Regions from separate parts of the Homo sapiens genome. Here region 2 is linked to region 1. The links are chromatin loops, found by intact Hi-C in ENCODE. Cell type or tissue: dorsolateral prefrontal cortex. All regions are shown on one strand. Region 1 overlaps NLRC5 (NLR family CARD domain containing 5). Region 2 overlaps PLLP (plasmolipin).

Region 1 (2,500 bases):
TACTTTGGTGGGATTCAGGTGAGTCTCCATGCACTTCACATGTTACCCAGTGTTCTTGTTACTTCCAAGGAGAACCAAGAATGGCTCTGTCACACTCGAAGCCAGGCTTGATCAATAAACACAATGGTATTCCACGTCTAGCGTGAATCCAATGTTTCCTCTTACCCCACTGAAGTCAGAGGTGGTTCACCCCCTGCCGTAAGGACTGGACAGCAGCGCAAACAACAGAGAGGTGTGCTGAGTGGAGCACTGGCCTGGGAGTCAGGAGACATGGGTTCCCAGCTCAGGACTTGTCTCTAGTCACGTGGCCATGGGCAAGTTACCTCCTCTCTCCAGACCTCGCCTGCAACGTGAGGGTGTTATAGAAGCTCAGCATGTTAGAAACATTTTTTGTTTGACTTGCATAACATTGAAACTACTTTCTGAATTCATTGTCAGTATTCAAAATTGGGAATTTTACATAAAAATTCAGATTCTGCTTGCTTTTAAGTGCTAATCCAGCACTCCCACTGAAGAGTCACATGACTGTGCCTTTTAGATGTGCACACATGCCTCAGCTTGCTGCAGTCCCCACCACTCCCCATTGTCTTGACACCCCACCTGACCCCACTTTTTGCTGCTCTTTGACCCTGGCCTAGAGAGTTTGCATGGGTATGTTGTACCAGAGGAACATGGCTTTGGAAGTCAGACAGGCATGGAATAGAATGTGACTTAACCCTTTGCTACCTGTCTTTGAGGTATGTGGGTTAGCAGCCACCCCCACAACACACAGACACACATTAAGACTGTTGGAGAGGTCAGGAAAGCAAGACGAGCAAAGTTACCGGCAAAAAAAACAAAAAACAAAAACGAGTTATCCTAGCTCTCCTCTCTTTTTATAGCCGAATATCATATGACGTGAAGAGATGCCCAAAATGACAGATCAGCATCCTGTCTCCCTCGTGTAGTTAAAACAAGTTGATCTTAGGGGGAGCCTCCCACCCCATTGTGAAAAACCAAGTCGGGAGGGTGGTGCAGTTACAGCTGAGCACCACTGGAGGGCAGGCTAGCCCACTGGCGATTCATGAGATAACTTCCTCCACTGTGGGACCCAGAAGGAAGTTAGGAGGCGATGCTGGGGCCTGTTCCCACCCGGCCTAGTAGCTTGGGATGTCCCAGCCTACCAGTGACATCACCTGGGTGGCTTGGCCTTGACCTTTGCAGCCCTCCAGGTTGTTCCTGGCCCCCTGCCAAGCATGAGGAGAAAGTCCTCCAGCCAAGTGCCAAGCACCCATACTTCACACAGGGCCACCCTTACCGGGCCAGGGTCAGGGCACACCTAGCACCAAATGGGCCCGTCAGCCTGCTCATGGGGGAAAAAGTAGGCAGGAAGAGGATCCAAGAAGTTTACCAGGCAACCCTGGGTCCGAAATTCTGTCTCCCTTTCCTGGGACATGATGCCGAGTTGACCTTGGCCTTCAGTGTGCCCAAGATCACCTTCACACTAGAGGGGTTGCATTGCCTCCTCTCCTTGCCCAAGAATGAAGGATGAATCCCTCAAAGCCTGGAAATAGCTTGGCAGGGGAGCCAAGGCCGAGGAAGGAGCAGAGGATACCAGCAGAGGCACCTGGCCATGGGGGACAGGGGACCCCGGAGCTCAAGGACACTATTTTCATTTGCTGCTTAGCCATTTTACTTCTCTCTTCGCCTTTTCCCCCCTTCATATCTGCCCAAATTCTACACTCCAAGAAACTTTCAGCAGCTTCCCTGAAATAAACCATAGTATTGCGGCACTGCAGAGCTGGCTGGGCCTACATCAAGTTGGTGTGAAATTGCCTTGTTCATTTTATTAAGAAACTTCCTCTCTTGCCACCTGCCTGCTTGGAGGCCTTAACCGTTTTTTGATTTTTCTTTTTCTTTTTCTTTTTTTTGAGACGGAGTCTTGCTCTGTCACCCAGGCTGGAGTGCAGTGCTGCAATTTGGGCTCACTGCAACCTCTGCCTCCCGGGTTCAAGCAATTCTCCTGCGTCAGCCTCCTGAGTAGCTGGGATTACAGATGTTCGCCACCACACCTGGCTAATTTTTGTATTTTTAGTAGAGACGGAGTTTCACTATGTTGGCCAGGCTGGTCTCAAACTCCTGACCTCAAGTGATCCACGTGCCTTGGCCTCCCAAAGTGCTGGGATTACAGGCATAAGCCACCATGCCCGGCCTGTTTTTCTATCCAGCACGGATGGAGTACAGCCTCCCTGCCCCCTTCCTCCCCAAAGTAGGCTCAGTTTAAATATATACATGAAAACAAATAAAATTCAAAGAAAAGCAAGGTTATGGGGTGGCAAGCAGTAAGATCCAATGGAAGCTCCCCGTCTCTGCATGTGAGCCATCGCACTGAGAATGCGATCAGGCTGGTAAGTACCCGCGTCTATCTGCAAGATGGGGAGAATCTCCTTTTACTACTTTGTCTCTTGGCCTCAGTCTTATAATTGTACAAATTGAACGTTCATCTTTCTTTTTTAGTTTT
Region 2 (2,500 bases), 180 kb after region 1:
CTGGGCTGGGCCTCACATCCCTCTCTGCCTTCAGGGGGAAGAATTTTTGTCTCCCTCTTGGCCACATCCTAAGCTCAAGGCTCTAAGCAAATGCCAGGGTCAGGACCAAGAGGACCAGATATTTCAAGCTGGATATGGAACCAGACTGGCAGGAAGGGGCCCTCTGCTGACAACCAGGGACCAGTCCCTCATCCCAAACGCTTGGCCCCAGGAGCCCATTCACCGTCTTCAAACGCCTGGTCCTCAAACATTCATTCAGTTCGTCCAATATACTTTTAAAAAATTACCAACATTATAAAATTAGATTTCATGAAAACCTGAAGACTTCATGTAAAAATTTTATATTAAAAAAATCTTGGCCGGGTGCAGTGTGGCTCATGCCTGTAATCCCAGCACTTTGGGATGCCGAGGCAGGCAGATCACTTGAGGTCAGAAGTTAGAGACCAGCCTGGCCAACATGGTGAAACCTCGTCTCCAATAAAAATACAAAAATTAGCCAAGAGTGATGGTGCCCACCGGTAATCCCAGCTACACAGGAGGCTGAGGCGGAAGAATCACTTGAACCTGGGAGGCAGGGGTTGCAATGAGCTAAGATCGTGCCACTGCACTCCAGCCTGGGCAACAGAGCGGGACTTTGTCTAAAAAAAAAAAAAAAAAAACTTAGGATATCAAAAGATTTCGCTCCAAAGGGGCTGCATTCCCACTAGGAACAGATGAAGTGAGTATAGAGGCAGCTTGCGATGGGCAGATGGATGCTGGCTTCTCCAGGGTCCCTCCTGACCCAATTTACTCACATATCTTGCCTGGATCCTGTAGGGGTCTGTAGCCCCCATGCCAGAAAATCCCAAATTGGCCATGCTAATCCAGCCTTCTCTAGATGCAGTTAAGCCCTCTCTGCCCCATTCGTTGAGGGTCCAGAAGCACAAGAAGCAATGTCCTGCCACTGTGGCAGAAGGGAGCCTCCTTCCATTAACAGCCACGGCTGGAGCCCCAAATCTGCACCTAAGAGACACACAGGCTTTTATCTCTGGAGATTTCTCTCTTAGAGGTCCCTGGGACGTGAGGGAGGGGGTGGACCCTGAGCCCGGAAGTCAAGGCACCGCCTCCTCGCCCCAAAATCTTCCCTGCAAGCCCAGCGACCCCTGCAAACGCTGCCTGTTTCTGCCAGGGATGTCGAGATCTAACAAACCCATTCTGTCTTGAGGATGACTCACGTTTCCTCGGTTTAAAAAGTCATTGAATTCCAAACAATGCCGCCTAGTCCCAGCCTTGCTTGTCTTACAATCATGTGCCTTTCTCGCCTCTCTTCTCACTGAAAGCCTCAGACCCCAGCTGCAGGGGTTTTCCGGGTCAGAGGAAAAAAAAAACCAGCAGCTTTCTGTGTGTCTGGCCGGGGTACTTCCCATGTCCGCTCTCAGCCCTGTGTCCTGGGGAGACTGTCCTGGGGCAAACCTGGGGAGCCCAGCCTCTCCCAGGCCTCAGGGCCTCACCTGCAGGCAGCCAGGTGCCCGAGCTTGTCCTGCACACTTGAGGCCCTGGCCTGGGCAACTTCTGACAGCTTGCCACAGCCTCCAGCCACAGGGCTGCCTACCTGGGCCAAGCTACAATCTCACAAACTCACACAACACAGGCACAAATTCTGACCACCCCCAGAGGGAAATTTTTTTTTTGAGGTGGAGTCTTGCTCTGTCACCCAGGCTGGAGTATAATGGTGTGATCTCGGCTCACTGCAATCTCCGCCTCCTGGGTTCAAGCAATTCTCCTGTCTCAGCCTCCCAAGTAGCTGGGACTAGAGGCGCGCGCCACCACACCTGGCTAATTGTTGTATTTTGCTAATTGTTGTATTTTTTGTAGAGACAGGGTTTCACCATATTGGTCAGGCTGGTCTCAAACTCCTGACCTCAGGTGATCCACTCACCTCAGCCTCCCAAAGTGCTGGGATTACAGGCGTGAGCCACCACACCCGGCCGGGAAAAATATTTTTAAGATTCCAAATGGCCTCTTACAAATCCACTCAACAGCCCCTCACTTCTACTCCCCTCCTGGGACAAAGTCAAGCCTGTGTCCTTCCTGGCTCATGGTTCCCCAAAAAACCGTGCACCTAGGCATGGTGGCTCACTCCTGTACTCCCAGAATTTTGGGAGGCCAAAGTGAGAGAACTGCTTGAGCCCAGGAGTTCAAGACCAGCCTGGGAAATAAAGTGAGACTCCTCTTCTACAAAAAATAAAAATAAAAATTAGCAGGGCATGGTGGCACGTGCCTGTAGTCCTAGCTACTGGGGAGGCTGAGATGGGAGGATCACATGAGCCCAGGGGTTCAAGGCTGCAGTGAGCCATTATTGAGCCACTGCACTCCAGCCTGCACATAGTGAGACACTGTCTTGAAGGAAAAATAGAAAAACTGGACCTCTGAACCATCAATCCTCACCTCCACCCCTGGCTCTGCAGATCAGCTTAGGTCAGTGAGGATGTCAGGCCACCCCCCCACACCCTGCCACTTC

What was found. A loop is a pair of places that touch in the nucleus more often than their neighbours do. Peaks named below come from ENCODE experiments on the same cell type or tissue, not always from the same donor. Only the 100,000 strongest peaks of a DNase experiment are listed, where the experiment ranks them.
Region 2: it touches region 1 in a loop (2.4-fold over the local background); 15 of 110 quality-filtered maps call a loop at or near these places.

What each region holds. Positions count from the first base shown.
Region 1 is chr16:57,083,387-57,085,886 of GRCh38, forward strand. It overlaps NLRC5 (NLR family CARD domain containing 5), which reads left to right. Exons shown (of 49, transcript NM_001384950.1): 49 at 1-134. Among named protein-coding and RNA genes, the nearest start is that of CPNE2, 7.9 kb to the right of the region's middle. RefSeq lists an enhancer at 1,147-1,276. In dorsolateral prefrontal cortex, CTCF peaks have their summits at 1,019 (motif pointing right) and 1,221; a DNase peak (open chromatin) is centred at 1,055; H3K27ac peaks cover 493 bases.
Region 2 is chr16:57,259,336-57,261,835 of GRCh38, forward strand. The region is part of intron 2 of PLLP (plasmolipin); the gene reads right to left. Among named protein-coding and RNA genes, the nearest start is that of ARL2BP, 15 kb to the left of the region's middle. RefSeq lists enhancers at 1-283, 1,327-1,466, 1,477-1,536, 1,948-2,500. In dorsolateral prefrontal cortex, no CTCF peak of the experiment used is centred here; a DNase peak (open chromatin) is centred at 1,226; H3K4me3 peaks cover 726 bases; H3K27ac peaks cover 2,500 bases.